Regions from separate parts of the Homo sapiens genome. Here region 1 is linked to region 2. A link is an interaction called in ENCODE POLR2A ChIA-PET data of the cell type or tissue named here. Cell type or tissue: IMR-90. All regions are shown on one strand. Each heading gives the region's core, and the rest is flanking DNA. Links, peaks and the distances in the headings are about the cores only.

Region 1 (8,612 bases), core at 243-8,242, 90 kb after region 2:
AAGTATGCTGCATTTGGCAGCAGAGAGAGACAGTATATGAGCTTTTCTAAGGGAGAAAGAGAGAAAAGCCAGAAAGATTCTTGGGGTGTACCTGGAACGAGGTGAACTGGGTAGATTTCACCACATAGAGAATTGCTTAGTTGGTGAGAAGTTTGGAAGCTTAGTGAAAATGTCAGTCTCTAGAAATCTTGTTTTATTTTTCTGTAATTATGAATTAAAACTAAGGGGCCGGGCGCAGTGGCTCACACTTGTAATCCCAGCACTTTGGGAGGCTGAGGCAGGCAGATCATGAGGTCAGGAGTTCAAGACCAGCCTGGCCAACATAGTGAAACCCCGTCTCTACTAAAAATACAAAAACTTAGCCAGGCCTGGTGGCAGGCACCTGTAATCCCAGCTACTTGGGAGGCTGAGGCAGGAGAATCACTTGAACCCGGGAGGCAGAGGTTGCAGTGAGCCGAGATCACGCCATTGCACTCCCACCCGGGCAACAGTGCGAGACCCCATCTCAAAAATAAAAAACAAAACTAAGGATGTGAGAAAAACTGATACATTTATTTTAACAAGATGCTCAGAATATAGATTCCTATTATATTTTTATATAATGATTACCTGTGAAACAACTCTTTAAATTTGGAAACCTATGTGAGTAAAGGATAAGATCTATTCCCTGTGACCTCAGAGGGTCAGTGAACTAGGACTAAAGTGGAAACTACTGAAAGGTGCCTTTCTACCTTGTCAACACTCTCCAGAACAGTACAGGCTTCCACTTAATGTAAAAACATTCTTATGCTTAATTGAAGAAACTAGTAGTGGAGATGGGATTAGACTGTACCTTTTAATTTCTAACATTACCATTTTGTAAAAGTAGTGGATTTTGTTAGCCAGCTTGGTAAGAAGGTATGATGACATTGTTAATAGAGTCCACATCATAATCAACAATTTACAAAGACTATAAACAATTTTTACCTAGTATCTCTGATGTATAAGGTCCTCGGCTAAGTTCTGTGGAGGCATATAAATTGGCAGAGGCCCTGTCTGTCTACATATAACTTAACAGGGAAGATGATGAATGCTGAAAGAAAGAGACAAGAAATAGGCCAGGCGCGGTGGCTCACACCTGTAATCCAAGCACTTTGGGAGGCCAAGGTGGGTGGATCAGCTGAGGTCAGGAGTTCAAGACCAGCCTGGCCAACATGGTGAAACCCTGTCTCTACTAAAAATACAAAAATTAGCTGGGCATAGTGGCAGGCGCCTGTAATCCCAGCTACTCGGGAGGCTGAGGCAGGAGAATCGCTTAAACCTGGGAGGCGGAGATTGCAGTGAGCCAAGATCGTGCCACTGCACTCAGCCTTTGAGAGCAAAACTCCATCCCAGAAAAAAAAGAAGAAAGAGACAAGAAATAAAGATTAAGGACTAATAGCTGCAGTGTCAGTACAGGAGGGGAGAGATTTGTAGGAAATTAGGGGAAGACTTCATAGAGGCAACCACAGCCAAATGGGGATTTGAAGGAAAGGTTGCATTCAGGCAGGCACAGAAGGGCTGAAGGTTGGACTTGCCAGGCAAAGGAGTGGAGGTAGGAAAGTATTTAATAGTGGGTAGTGTGGAGGGAGTTTCGAGTGTTACAGTTTGGTTGTATTGTGGAATTCATGAAGAGGGGCAGCCGGAAATTATGGCAACGTGGTTTGGGGCCAAGTTCTGGGGCACCTGATTTGTAGATAATTGTAAGTCATTGAAAGTTTTGGAGCAGTGAAGTTACATGAAGATGAATCTGGCAGCAAGATAACAATTGAGGGAGGCAGGCTTATTGGCCAGGCTATAATAAGACTTTAGACAAAATTAATGAGCATTTAAATGAGTGGCATAAGTGAGGAAGAGAGGTTGAAAAATAAATTATGGTAGGATGAACAGTATAAAGCAGTTAATCAGATTTGAGGACAAGGGAGATGGGAGAAATAAACTGGATGTAGTTTTGACAGACATTTAGTATTGCTGGAGTGCTTAGAGAAGAGGGAAAACCCTCCAATAGAATACCCAACTGATTAAAGAGAAAAATAGAAGCGATAGTGACATAGGCATTTTTCTTATCATTCCTTCCCCCTCCCTCCCTTTCCCCTTTTGCAAAAAGAAGGATGCAAATTAGAGAATTTGCTCTCAGCTAAAGTCTGGGGTTTCAGAGAGCAGCTCAAATTCATTTAGGAAACACGTTTTAAGCATCTGCTCTGTGGCAAGCATTGTGCTCCATATACAGAAATAAGACATAATTATCTCCTGGAAACTGAGCTTAACTGGGAAGACAAACATTTTAACAGGTGAGTTATAATGTACTAATTGTATACTAGAGGGGTGAGCAGACTGCAGTGAGAATAAAGAACCAACCAGTTCTACTTGGGAGAACTGAAAAAAGGGAAAGTTAAAGTATTGAGTGGATTTTATGTTTGTATATTTAATCTTCAAAATTGAAATATTACAGTTTTATTGATGATAAGCTTCTCAATTGTATAAGTGGTGGGGCCAGGATTAAAATCCAAGACAAGCCATTATAACATCAGCTTCAAGGAAACTTAGCAGAGTCTTGAAGGATGAATAGGTGTTTGCTGAAAAGAATGGCATGGATAGAAGTTCATTGTGGTTGGACCATGGGCTGGTAGGAGTTGAGTCTGGAGAAGTACGATAAGATGTTTGAAAAGTTCTTAATCTGGGAAGTGATGTGATTGGTTATATCTTTTTGGATAATAACTGTTTGGAAGGAAGGAGGAAGTGCCTGAAATGGGTTGAAACTGGCCACAGAAATCAAGTTTAGGAGACTTTATTTTTATTTTAATCTTTTCCACCCTCCTCCCCAAATTTAGAAGACTTTAAAGTATGAGATGATTGAGGCTTAGTGACACTGTGTGCAAAGTTAGTGATTTTGGTGACTGTTGACAGCGAAATTTGTAATTGAAAATATTGACTTTCAGGAAGCTGATTGTGGCTGTTCATTCTCTGTTATAGAAAGGCAGTTTTTGTTTGTTTGTTTTTCAGAAGGAGTCTCACTCTGTTGCCCAGACTGGAGTGTAATGGCGTGATCTCGGCTCACTGCAACCTCCGCCTCCAGGGTTCAAGTGATTCTCCTGGTTCAGCCTCCCGAGTAGCGGAGATTACAGGCGCCTGCCACCGTGCCTGGCTGATTTTTGTATTTTTAGTAGAGATGAGGTTTCACCATCTTGGCCAGGCTGGTCTTGAACTCCTGACCTTGTGATCCACCCGCCTCGGCCTCCCAAAGTGTTGGGATTACAGGCGTGAGCCACCAGACCCGGCCATTCTGATGTGTTCTTAAGACTAGATTTAGTTTATGATCTTGTGCCAAGACCACCACAGAAGTGCTGTTAATTTCAGTGCATTTTATCAAGAGGTACCTGGCTGTGGATTAGTCCCATTCCATGTTTCCATGTGGTGGTAACTTTGCTCATTTGGCCAGGCACAGTGGCTCACACCTTTAATTCCAACACTTTGGGAGGCCGAGGCAGGCAGATCATCTGAGCTCAGGAGTTTGAGACCAGCCTGGGCAACATAGTGAGACCCTGCCTCTACAAAAAATTAAATAAATTAGCCAGGTGTGGTGGCAAGTGCCTGTAGTTCCAGCTACTCGGAGGCTGTAGTGGAAGGAACACTTAAGCCCAGGAGTTCAAGGCTGCATGAGTTAAGATCACATCACTGCACTATAGCCTGGGTGACAAAGTGAGACTGTCTCTTTAACAAAAAAAAAGAAGCTGGAGTCTAGAGGCTTAATTTTTTATTTATTTATTTTTTTTTTGAGTTGGAGTCTTGCCCTGTTGCCCAGGCTGGAGTGCAGTGGCAGTCTCAGCTCACTGCAGCCTCTGCGTCCCAGGATCAAGCGATTCTCCTGCCTCAGCCTTCTGAGTAGCTGGGACTACAGGTGTGCGCCACCACACCCGGCTAATTTTTGTATTTTTAGTAGAGATGGGGTTTCACCATGTTGGCCAGGCTGGTCTTGAACTCCTGACCTCAGGTGATCCACCACCTCGGCCTCCCAAAGTGCTGGGATTGTAGACGTGAGCCACCACACCCGGCCTAGAGGCTTAATTAGATTCAAGTTAAACAGATTTTGGCAAGAAAGTTTCGTGGATGATGTTTCATTCATCATGTTGCATTGCATCAAGAGCTCATAATGTCAGATGTTTCACTATTAGTGATGCTAAGTTTGAAGGTGACGGCTAAATGTTTGCATTGAAAAGGTACAGTTTTCCCTTTCCAAATAAGTAAGTGATCTGTAAAGAGAAATTGACTTTTTTAAAGCAAATAATGGTGAACTTAAAGGAGCTCCCCCAATTTTTTTATTGCATTAGAATTTTGCTGAACCGGGCCAGGCACAGTGGCTCACACCTGTAATCACAGCACTTTGGGAGGCTGAGGCCAAGGCAGGCAGATCACTTGAGGCCAGGAGTTCAAGACCAGCCTGGCCAACATGGCAAAACCCTGTCTCTACTAAAAATACAAAAATTAGCTGGGTGTGGTGGTGCACACCTGTAATCCCAGCTACTCGGGAGGCTGAGCTACGAGAATCACTTGGACCCAGGAGGTAGAGGTTGCAGCCAGCTGAGATGGTGCCATTGCACTCCAGCCTGGGCAACAGAGCAAAACCCCAATTTTTTTTTTTTTCTGAACTAAATATTATTTGAAATAGTATACAAAATTTGTAGCTTTAGTATTTGCTGTGATGGTGTTTAACCAATAATTGTATAGTTATATCCTGAAAGTGTGGCTGAACAACTATGCCTAGTATTTGAACTTGAATTGTGAGGAATATAGGGCTGTAGCTAACCAGAGAGATCTTTGGTGGAAATAACCCTAAACTATAATAGACTAGACTGGACAAAACCAATGGATTCCAGTTTTCTTCTGCCACATACCACCTTTGTCATTGTATGAGCTGTTTAACTCTTTTAGTGCCCCATCTGTAAAATAGTGATTGTGTGGTAGCATGTTAGAATGTTAGTAGGGTGAGGTGAAGGCAGATCATTTTCAGCTGTCAGGTGCCACTAAGTTGCTTGTTTACTTTGTGTAACCTAAGTTAGTGGTTAATAGCATGAGCGTCAGAAACAGGCAGATTCAAATCCTGTTATCCAGATGCAAGTGGTTATGTACTCTAAGCCTCAGTTTCATCATCTGAATATAGATATGGTACTTATCTTACAAGGTTGTGATAACTAAACATAATAATGTATATAAGGCATAGCAAAACATTTGGCACATACTAGGTGCCCAGTGTGTAGTAATTGCTGTGACTACATGGTATACCACCTTCCTCTCCCTGAGAAATCTCAGGATATTGGACACACTGAACTACTCCATTCTAAACCTTAAACATAAAAACAAAAGGCCGGGCGCGGTGGCTCACTCCTGTAATCCCAGCACTTTGGGAGGCTGAGGCGGGCGGATCACAAGGTCAGGAGATCGAGACCATCCTAGCTAATACTGTGAAACCCCGTCTTTACTAAAAATACAAAAAATTAGCCGGGCGCGGTGGCGGGCACCTGTAGTCCCAGCTACTCTGGAGACTGAGGCAGGAGAATGGCGTGAACCCGGGAGGCGGAGCTTGCAGTGAGCCGAGATAGTGCTACTGCAGTCCGGCCTGGGTGAAAGAGCAAGACTCCGTCTCAAAAATAAATAAATAAAAACAAAATAAGCAGTTGACCCAGTATTAGAATTACGGTTAAAATTGGAAGCTTTTCCAGTTCTTCTAGTCCATTATTAGCCTGTACAGGCTCTAACACCAAATGACAGGATTGAACCAAGATTCCTTCTAGCTTTACACTTTCATGATCTTATGTAGCATAACATGAAAAAGCCTTGGCAACATAGCGAGATCCCGTCTCTACAAAAATAAAAAACTTACCTGTACATAGTGGCTCACGCTTATAGTCCCAGCTACTTGGGAGGCTGAAGCGGGAGGATTACTTGAGCTGAGGAGTTCGAGGCTGCAGTGAGCCATGGACACACCACTACACTCCAGCCTGAGTGACAGAGTGAGAGTGAGACCCTTACTCTAAAAAAAATAGGCCAGGTGCGGTGGCTCATGCCTGTAATCCCAGCACTTTGGGAGGCTGAGGCGGACGGATTACCTGAGGTCAGGAGTTTGAGACCAGTCTGGCCAACATGGTGAAACCCCGTCTCTACTAAAAATACAAAAATTAGCCGGGCGTGGTGGCACACGCCTGTAATCCCAGCTACTTGGGAGGCTGAGGCAGGAGAATTTCTTGAGCCCAGGAGACAGAAGTTGCAGTGAGCCGAGATCGTGCCTCTGCACTCCAGCCTGGCAGAAAGAGCAAGACTCTGTCTCAGAAAAAAAAAAAGGAAAAATATATTGCAAAAAGATGGTAGTAAAAATGCTGCTAAAGTTTATAAATGTGTCAGTATGAATAAAAAGTGGTGGCTGTTTTGGTAGAACCATCAAAAGAAATAACCAGGCTGGGAACAGTGCTTCACGCCTGTGATCCCAGCACTTTGGGAAGCTAAGATAGGTAGATCGCTTAAGCCCAGAAGTTTGAGACTAGCCTGGGCAACATGGTGAAACCTTGTCTCTACAAAAAATTAGCTGGGCATGGTGGTGTGCATCTGTAGTCCCATTTAGTTGGGAGACTGAGGTGGGAGGATCATTTGAGCCCCTGGAGGGGTGGAGGCTGCATTGAGCCATGATTGCACCACTGCACCCCAGCCTGGGCAACAGAGTGAGACCGTGTCTCAAAAGAAAAGAAATAACCAGTTTCCTTCAAACTCTGATGTATGGGAAATTGTTCGTGTCTTAGCTTAATTTTTTGACCCACTGAAATGGTTATGGTAAGACCTCATTATATACAAAATAGCATATTTTGATGTTCCATCAGCTGATGGAGACACTCTTTAGATGAAAAAGTCAAGATAGTATCATCTCAAATAACCATGTGCCTTTTACCCCAAAAACACTGAAGAGTAGCATTTGAAAAGTGGTATAGAAAACTTATAGGGAAAATGTAAAAATGAAGCATTTTCTCAAATATAAAAGTAAGGATAAGCCCTGTGTATGTGTGTACATATAGGTTTAACATTTCAAATCTTTTTTCTTTTTACTTCCTCAGTCTGTTCATTACCAACAGAGGTAAGTTCTTTAATTTTTTTTTTTACCTTATGTATTTGAAGTTATTCTTGGTTTTAAAGCTACCTTGAGAATTTTTTTTTATTTTTCATTTTTGATTATTTGATAGTAAAGCTTTAACCTTTTATAGAGAACTTTGATTTAGAGTAATTTTTTGGTCTTATATATTCTTTCCTAAATTTAGACCTTAAATCATACATGTGCATCTTTTGCACATGGCTGTGCAGTTTGGATTTTTGCATGGGACTTATGAATAGTCAGCTAATAAAATAAGAGTAACCTTAATGCCAAAATCTATACAAATGAGCAGAGGAAAGAAAGGGCAGTATAAATTATGTGTAAGACTTTCTAAGTCCAGCTCTATGAGCAAGTCATGAAAATGAGGCACTTATGTGCTCAAAGCAAGAAATAGAGGGAGAAGAAATAAATTGGTACTGTGAAGAGGTACCTAATCCTTCTTAATATCTAATTTTTTATGGGACATATCGTGGTTGAATACAGATTTCCTGTGGATAAGAAGTCAGATGGGAGTGGTTTGTTTTATTCTTTGTATTAACAAGTATAGGGGGTGATTTTTAATTACGACATATTGTTTGACTGAAAATGTTTTGTTGTGACTCAGTTCTTTTTTTTTCTCCTAGTACTGTGAATATATGCCTGATGTTGCTAAATGTAGACAATGGTTAGAGAAGAATTTTCCAAATGAATTTGCAAAACTTACTGTAGGTATGAACATTTTTTTTCTTGCATTAAACTTCTGTACCTGAGACAAATGCATGTATGGCATTATTCTAAAGATAGGAAAGTCCTCCTTTAGTAGGATATTACAGAATTAACATTTATCTGTTAGCTGTTTAAGTTCTCTCTGAGATAGGATAGGTCTGAATATCAACTTTCTTACATAAAAAAGTAAATGGGCCGGGCGCAGTGGCTCACACCTATAATCCTAGCAGTTTGGGAGGCTGAGGCAGGCGGATCACAAGGTCAGGAGATCAAGATCATCTTGGCTAACACAGTGAAACCCCATCTCTACTAAAAATGAAAAAAAAAAAAGGCGTGGTGGCAGGCACCTGTAGTCCCAGCTACTCAGGAGGGTGAGGCAGGAGAACGGCGTGAACCTGGGAGGCAGAGCTTGCCGTGAGCCGAGATCGTGCCACTGCACTCCAGCCTGGGTGACAGAGCAAGACTCCGTCTCAAAAAAAAAAAGTAAGTAAATGATTGGCTGGGCGCAGTGGTTCACGCCTGTAGTCCCAGCACTTTGGGAGGCTGAGGCGGGTGGATCACCTGTGGTCGGGAGTTCAAGACCAGCCTGATCAACATGGAGAAACCCTGTTTCTACTAAAAATACAAAGCTGGGCGTGGTGGCGCATGCCTGTAATCCTAGCTACTCGGGAGGCTGAGGCAGAAGAATCGCTTGAATCCGGGAGGCAGAGGTTGCAGTGAGCCGAGATGGCACCATTGCACGCCAGCCTGGGCAACA
Region 2 (8,612 bases), core at 196-8,195:
AAAAAAAAAGAGAGAGATTACAGACTGGTCTTTAGCTCAGTGTTTCTCGACCTTTCTTTCTCATTATTGCCCCTCCCCACTTTGCCTTTTTAGATTTTTTTCCTTAGATTTCCCACCATGAATTTTTTTATTGTGAAAAGACATATATATATATATAACATAAAAGTCACCATTTTAAAGTGGTGTTAAGTACATTTATAATTTGGTGCAATTCTCACTCCACTTTCCCGTTCTAGAGCGTTGTCTTCACTCTAAACAGAAACCATTAAGCTGTCACTTCCCATTCTCCCCTCCCCGCCAGTCCCTAGTAACCACTAAGGTTACTGTCTACAGATTTTGCCTATTCTGGACATTTCATGTAAATAGAGTCATATAAAATGTGGCCTTTCGTTCCTTCCTTCCTTCCTTCCCTCATTCCCTCACTCCCTTCCTTCTTTCCTCTTTTCTTCTCTTTTCTCTTTTTCTTTTCTCTTTTCTTTTCTTTTCTTTTCTTTCTTTGTCTCTCTCTCTCTGTCTCTCTCTCTTTTTTTCAGTGCAGTGGCGTCAGCATAGCTCAGCGAAGCCTCGACCTCCCCAGGCTCAAGTGATCCTCCCACCTTAGCCTCCTGAGAAGCTGGGACTACAGGCATGCGTCGCCACGCCCGGCTAAGTTTCGTTTTTTTTTTTTATAGAGATGGGGTCTCGCTATGTAGCCCAGACTGGTCTCAAACTACTGGGCTCAAGCGATCCACCTGCCTCAGCCTCCCAAAGTGTTGGGATTGCAGGCATGAGCCACTGCACCTGGCTCGTGTCTTTCAGTCAGCATAATGTTTCAAGATTCATCCATGATGCAGCATTCCTTGTCTTCAGTACTGCATTCCTTTTCATGTCTGAATAGTATTCCTTTGTGTGGATAGACTGCCTTTTGTTTATCCATTCATCGGTTGATGGACATTTGGGGTTGGGTTACTTTCTGGCTATTGAGAATAGTACTTCTGTGAATATATGTATTCAAATTTTTGTTTGAACACTTGTTTTCAATCTTTTGAATATTTTCCTAGGAGTAGAATTGCCGGGTAACATGGCGATTCTGTGTTTAGCTTACTGAGAAGCTGCCAAACTATTTTCCACAGTGGCTGCATCATTGTATATTCCTGCCAGCAATGCACGAGGTTCCAGTTTCCCGATATCCTCGCCAACACCCTTCCTCCCATGCAGCTTGATTTTATTTTATTTTATTTTATTTATTTGGTTTTATTTCGAGACAGGGTCTCTCTCTGTTGCCCAGTTTGGAGTGCAATGGTGTAATCATGGCTCACTGTAGCCTCAAACTCCTGGCTCAAGCCATCCTCCTATGTCGGCCTCCTGAGTATGGGAAAACAGGTATGTATGACCACACCCAGCTGATTTTTAATTTTTATTTATTTATTTATTTGAGACAGGGTCTCACTCTGTTGCTCAGGCTGGAGTGTAGTGGTATGATCAAAACTCACTGCAGCCTCAAATTCCCAAGCTCAAGCAATCCTCCCACCTCAGCCCTCCAAGTTATTTTTTATTTTTATTTTTGTAGAGATGGGGTCTTGCTATGTTGCCCAGGTTGGTTTCAAACTCCTAGGTTCAAGCAGTCCTCCCACCTTAGCCTCCCCACTATACTTGGCCCCATGGAATTTTTTTTTTTTTTTTTTTTTTTTTTTTTTTTTTTGTGACAGAGTCTCACTCTGTCGCCTAGGCTGGAGTGCAGTGGCATGATCTTGGCTTACTGCAACCTCCCAGGTTCAAGGGATTCTCATGCCTCAGCCTCCCAAAGTAGCTGGGATTATAGGCATGTGCCACCACGCCGGGCTAATTTTTGTATTTGTAATAGAGACGGGGTTTTGTAATGTTGGCCAGCTGGTCTGGAATGCCTGACCTCGAGTGATCTGCCCACCTCGGCCTCCCAAAGTTCTGAGATTGTAGCCACGAGCCACCGCACCCAAATTTTAATTCCACAGGCCAGGTTCGGTGGCTCACACATGTAATCCGAGTACTTTGGGAGGTCAAGGCAGGCAGATCACCTAAGGTCAGGAGTTTGAGACCAGCCTGGCCAACATGGTGAAACCCCGTCTCTACTAAAAATAACAAAAATTAGCCGGACGTGTTGGTGTTCACCTGTAATCCCAGCTACTAGGGGGACTGAGGCAGGAGAATCACTTGAACATGGGAGGCAGAGGTTGCAGTGAGCCAAGATCATGCCACTGTGCTCCAGCTTGGGAGACAGAGTGAGACTCGACTCAAAAAAAAAAAAAAATTCCACAGATAGACTGTGTATTTGTTTATATACTGTGGTCCTTGGGAGGGCAAACCTTGTGTCTAATGGAAACACGTGCAGGGGACACAGACTCAGAAGACTATAGGAATTTATAAAATCACTGCTGGCTCACCAAAAACACAATAGCCAACCCTTCGGGCCAGTAGGCTACCAGATTAAAGACTCTGATTCATCTTATTTTGTTAAAATTTATATATAGACAGACAAATACAGAATCTTTTATTGGGTATGTTAATGTGTTCATATATCTATTTTTTTTTTTTGAGACGAAGTCTCACTCTGTTGCCCAGGCTGGAGGGCAGTGGCACGATCTCTGCTCACTGCAACCTCCACCTCCCAGTTCAAGTGATTCTCCTGCCTCAGCCTCCCGAGTAGCTGAGACCACAGGCACGCGCCACCATGCCCGGCTAATTTTTGTATTTTTAGTAGAGACAGTGTTTCACTATGTTGGCCATGCTGGTCTCAAACTCCTGACCTTGTGATCTGCCCGCCTCAGCCTCCTAAAGTGCTGGGATTACAGGCGTGAGCCACTGCTCCTGGCCTTTTTTTTTTTTTTTTTGTGAGATAAGGTCTCACTTTGTTACCCAGGCTAGAGTGCAGTGGCTCAATCTCAGCTCACTGCCCACCTCCCAGGCTCAAGCGATCCTCCCACCTCAGCCTCCTGAGTAGCTGGTACCACAAGCACACACCACCACACCTGGGGTAATCTTTTTTTTTTTTTTTTTTTTTTTGTAAAGATGGGTTTCACCATGTTTCCCAGGCTGATCTTGAACTCCTGGATTCAAGCTATTTGCCCACCTCGAACTCCTAAAGTACTAGGATTACAGGCTCGAGCCACTGCACCTGGCCCATATACCCAATTTTATTTTAGACTACTCCAGGCAAACTTAGTCCTGCAAACTTTACCTGTGCTGTAAATATTTCAGGCTTGCAAGTCATGCAGTCTCTGTCCCAACTACTCAACTCTGCCTTGTAGTGACAAAGAAGCCACAGATCATACGTAAATGAATGCAAATACTCTAGGGTGAGAGGACAGAGGCCCCTGGGGTGCACACTCTAAGGAGACACTCATCTCAGGTCCTGAAAGTGCAGGGGTGATGCTGAGAGTGAGCGAGTGGTTCAGCCTCTCCCTAGTCCTGGCCCTGTGAATAGCTATGTTCCAATAAAACTTTATTTATAAAAGACTTTATTTATTTTTTTAAAACTTTATTTATAAAAGGTGGCAGGCTAGTTTGGCCTGTGGGCTGTGGTTTGCCACCCCTGGTAAAGCTTTTTCTCATCTGACTCCTGGTTTTCCAGCTCAACCCACATAAGTCTCCCAACCCCTCCCTACAAGTAACAGATATTAACCCATAGGCGTTCTCTATGCTTTCCTGTGTCTGCATAAAGTCCTCTACATATAGATATTTTTTGTTTCATAAAAATGGGAGACAATGTACACATTTTTTGTATCATGCTTTTCACACTTCACAATAATTTGCGGAAACTTTGCCAGTCAGAGGCATTGATTTCTTTTTTTTTTTTTTTTTTTTTTTTTTGAGACAGTCTCTTGCTCAGTTGCCAGGCTAGAGTGCAGTGGCGTGATCTCAGCTCACTGCAACCTCCGCCTCCTGGGTTCAAGCAATTCTCCTGCCTCAGCCTCCTGAGTAGCTGAGACTACAGGCATGCACCACCACGCCCAGCTAATTTTTTTGTATTTTTAGTAGAGACGGGGTTTCACCATGTTGGCCAGGATGGTCTCGATCTCTTGACCTCATGATCCACCTGTCTTGGCCTCCCAAAGTGCTGGGATTACAGGCGGGAGCCACCACGCCCGGCCGGCATTGATTCCTTTTATATAGCTATATGATATTCCATAGGGTGGAAGTAGCATTATTCGTTATGCCTTTTCTTTTTGATGGGCGTTCACTTTGTGGTCAGTTTTCTGCCACATGCACACACACAAAAACAGTGCTCCAATACACATTCTTGTCCTTAAGTGTTGGTGTTTTTATTTCTTTGGATAGATTCTCAAGAGTGGGATTAGAAGATCAAAGGGTATGTTTAGTTTCCATTTTAACAGATGTTGCCAAATTGCTTTCCCAAATGACTACAAAACTTCATATCTGAGCATGCCCTTTTCTCCATATTCCTGCCAGCATTTGAGATTTTTTTTCTCGTTTTAGCTTGATGAATCAGTTTATTCTGAGGAATGTAGAGAGATGTCTCATTGCTGCTTTCATTCGCAAGTGTCTGACCCCTGTAAGTTTGAGGGTCTCTTCATACTGTTGGTTACCCATTTGGTTTTGCTCCTCCGCAAATGGTCTATTTATAGTCTAAGTCCATTTCTGTATTGGTTGATTCTCTTTTTCAGAACAATTTGTAAAAGCTCTTTATATAGTGTCCATTTGACTTTTGGCTTTCATCTACAAAGTGATTAAGAGGTTTGGTGCTGGGGCAGGCTGCCAAAGGTTACATCTTGACTGAGCCCTGACTGGCCACATGACCTCAGCAAATTATTTACCTTCATTATTTAACCTCTGTACTCAACTATAAAATAGTGATCATCATCATCATCATCACGGTAATTCCTCCTTCATAGTGCTGTTAGAGATGATGAGTTAATGTGTGTCAGGTACGTAGAATTCAGCCTGGCACACACTAAGTTCATCAATAGAAGTTGGTGACTATTATTTGTATTACAAATATTTTTTCAGCTCCATCATTTGAATTGGTTTTATTTCTGGTATCCCTTGTCACACAAAATGTTTCAGTGTTTATACGGTCAAATATATCCGTCTTTTTTTCCCCTAGCTTCTGAGTTCCCAGGCTTGGTAAGAAGGTCTCCTTGGGCCGGGCGCGGTGGCTCACGCCTGTAATCCCAGCACTTTGGGAGGCCGAGGCGGGCGGATCACGAGGTCAGGAGATCGAGACCATCCCGGCTAAAACGGTGAAACCCCGTCTCTACTAAAAATACAAAAAATTAGCCGGGCGTAGTGGCGGGCGCCTGTAGTCCCAGCTACTTGGGAGGCTGAGGCAGGAGAATGGCGTGAACCCGGGAGGCGGAGCTTGCAGTGAGCCGAGATCCCGCCACTGCACTCCAGCCTGGGCGACAGAGCGAGACTCCGTCTCAAAAAAAAAAAAAAAAGAAAAAAAAAAAGAAGGTCTCCTTGTTTCCTTCATGACTAATTTCCTCACTCTTAAAATGAGAAACATAGGACCTACTATTTTCCTCACTGAAGTACCCTGTCCTCTCAGCTCCTTGATCTCCCCTCCCCTCCCCTCCTTTCCTTAGCAGGGTTTCTCTCTGTTGTCGAGGCCAGAGTGCAGTGGCACGATCTCAGCTCACTGCAGCCTCAACCTCCCACACTCAAGCAACTTTCCTGCCTCAGCCTCCCAAGTAGCTGAGACCACAGGTGCGCACCACCACGCCTGGCTAATTTTTGTATTTTTTTTTTTTTTTTTTTGTAGAGACAGGGTTTCGCCATGTTGTCCAGGCTGGTTTCAAATTCCTGCCCTCAAACAATCCACCTGCCTCGGCCTCCCAAAGTGCTGGGATTACAGGCGTGAGCCACCGCGCCCAACCCTCCTTGATCTATTTCATCCCTAAAAGAAAAAAAATAAACTATTTTTCTCTACACTCACAACACTCCTGACACCCACTGGGGTTTCCACACCAAGCAGCACTCCAGTTCTCTTTGGACACTGACTGGGTGTCCTACAGTTCAAATCTGACACTGTTCAGCCTGGAGTTAGCATCAGATCCCACAAGCTAAAGGGCCCAGTTCACAAGACGGCTTCCATCCACTCCAGACCCCAATCACAAGTCCCAGCTTCCCACAGGTACTTTTTTTTTTCCTTTCCAACTTTTATTTTAGATTCAGAGGGTACATGTGCAGGTTTGTTCCATGGGTGAATCGCGTGTTGCTGATGTTTGGTGTACAGATTGTTTTGTCACAGGGGTAATGAGCACAGTATCTCATAGGTAGTTTTCCAATCTTCTCCCTCTGCCTCCGCTCCACCCTCCAATAGGCCCTGGTGTCTGTGTTTTTCTTTGTGTCCACGCGAACTCAAGGTTTAGCTCCCACTTATAAGTGAGAGCAGGTGGTGTTTGTTTTTCTGTTCCTGTGTTAGTTCACTTAGGATAATGGCCTCCAGCTCCATCCACATTGCTGCAAAGGACATGTTTTATTCAGTCTTTTTTTTTTTTTTTTTTTTTGAGATGGGGTCTCTTGTTACCCAGGCAGGAGTGCAATAGCTCAATCACAGCTCACTTCAGCCTCGACCTCCCTGGGCTGAAGCAATCCTCCCACCTCAGCTTTCCGAGTAGCTGGGACTACTGCGTGCACCACCATGCTTGACTAATTTTTTGTTTTTCATTTTTTTTTTTGTAGAGACGGGGGGTCTCACTATTTTTGCCCAAGCTGGTCTAGAACTCCTGGGCTCAAGTAATCCTTCCACCTCAGCTTTCCGAAGTGCTAAGATTACAAGCGTGAGCCACCATGTCTGGCCGATTGTGTTTTTTATGGCTGTGTAGTATTCCATGGTGTATATGTACCAGACTTTGTTTACCCAATACACCTGTACTTCCAACTGACCGGATATAAATCAAAAGTTCCCACAGTCCAATCCTCAGGTTCAGTAATTTGCTAGAATAGCTCACAAAACTCGGGAAAACACTTTACTTATATTTATTGGTTTGTCATAAAGAATGCAACTAAGAAACAGCTACGTGGAAAGAGATGCATGGAGGATATAGTATGGGGCGGGAGTGTGCAGAGCTTCCATGCGCCCTCCGATGTGTCCCTCTAGCACTTCATTGAGTTCACCAACTCAGAAGCTCTCTGAACTCTGTCCTCTAGGGACTTTGTGGAGACTTCATTATGGAGGTGTGACTGATTAAATCACTGGCCACTGGGCCCAGTGGCTCACGCCTGTAATCCCAGCACTTTGGGAGGTTGAGACAGATGGATCGCTTGAGCCCAGGAGTTCAAGACCAGCCTGGGCAACATGGTGAAACTGTGTCTCTACAAAAAATACAAAAATTAGCTGGTGGTGTGCAGCTATAGTCCTAGCTACATGGGAGGCTGAGGTGGGAGGATCGCTTCAACCTGGAGAAGTTGAGGCTGCAGTGACCCGTGATCATGCCACTGCACTCCAGCCTGGGTGACAGAGCAACACCTTGCCTCAAAATAAAACAAAACCATTGGCCATTGATGATTAAGTCAATCTCCAGCCCCTCTCCCCTCCCAGAGGTCAAGGGGTGGAGCTGATAGCTCCAATCCTGTGGCCATGCCTTGGTCTTTGCAGGGAGCAGCCCCTGTGCTAAAGCTGTCTGGGGACTCCAGCTACCAGTCATCTCATCAGCATATTAAAAGACAATCACCACACTCTGGGGATTTCAAGGGTCTTAAAAGCTCTTGTGTCAGGAACCAGAGACTAAGAATAAAAATAATCGCAAAGGATGTTCACCTATCCTCAGGAAATTGCAAGGGTTTTAGAGGCTCTGTGTTAGAAACCAAGGGCAGAGATCAAATATACATTTCTCCTGTCGCACTCCCCTTCTCCCTCACCCCAGTGAGATGACACCTTTAGAGCGCTTTCGCTTCCCCTCTCTTCCATTTCCCCTGCCCCCTGTTCCCTGAGAGACTCATGAAACACATCTATTCCCCACCCCACTTTCTGAGGTTTGGCTGAGATAATCTAGCATTTCTTATAATTTCCCTTATGGGATATCCGTTTGGTTTCAATAATCCTCTTTTCTAAGGGTCCTTCTCTATTACACAAATCCCCAGTCTATCCTGTTCCATTTTGAGTTAAAATGTCATCTGCCTATGTTCTTTTTTTTTTTTTTTTTTTTTTTTGAGATGGAGTCTCACTCTGTCACCCAGGCTGGAGTGCAGTGGCATGATCTTGGCTCATTGCAATCTCTGCCTCCCAGGTTCAAGAAATTCTCCTGCCTCAGCCTCCCAAGTAGCTGGGATTACACGTGTGCACCACCACACCCAACTAATTTTTGTATTTTTGGTAGAGACAGGTTTCGCCATGTTGGCCAGGCTGGTCTCAAACTCCTGACCTCAAGTGATTTGCCTGCCTCAGCCTCCCAAAGTGCTGGGATTACGGGTGTGAGCCACCGCGCCCAGCCCTGCCTATGTTTTGAACATGGTTTTCGCTCTCTTTCTTTTTCCCTTTGTTAAGTCTTCTTTTCAGGGCTATTTGCAGCTTGATCAGGTCTTTTCCAAGTAGTGCCATCAGATGGAGGGTGCGCCAGGGTTGTCTCTGAATTTTCTTTTTTTTGAGACCAGGGTCTTGCTCTGTTGCCCAGGCAGGAGTGTAATGGCGCAAT

The links. ChIA-PET counts read pairs that join two places held together with the same protein. Peaks named below come from ENCODE experiments on the same cell type or tissue, not always from the same donor. Only the 100,000 strongest peaks of a DNase experiment are listed, where the experiment ranks them.
Region 1: POLR2A ChIA-PET joins it to region 2 with 6 read pairs; 9 of 35 experiments call an interaction of 5 or more read pairs at or near these places.

The regions. Positions count from the first base shown.
Region 1 is chr12:122,755,072-122,763,683 of GRCh38, forward strand. DENR (density regulated re-initiation and release factor) reads left to right here. Exons shown (of 8, transcript NM_003677.5): 3 at 7,116-7,135; 4 at 7,774-7,858. Among named protein-coding and RNA genes, the nearest start is that of DENR, 6.6 kb to the left of the region's middle. In IMR-90, for the core only: no CTCF peak of the experiment used is centred there; no DNase peak of the experiment used is centred there.
Region 2 is chr12:122,665,114-122,673,725 of GRCh38, forward strand. No RefSeq gene overlaps it. Among named protein-coding and RNA genes, the nearest start is that of MIR9902-1, 27 kb to the right of the region's middle. In IMR-90, for the core only: no CTCF peak of the experiment used is centred there; a DNase peak (open chromatin) is centred at 4,468.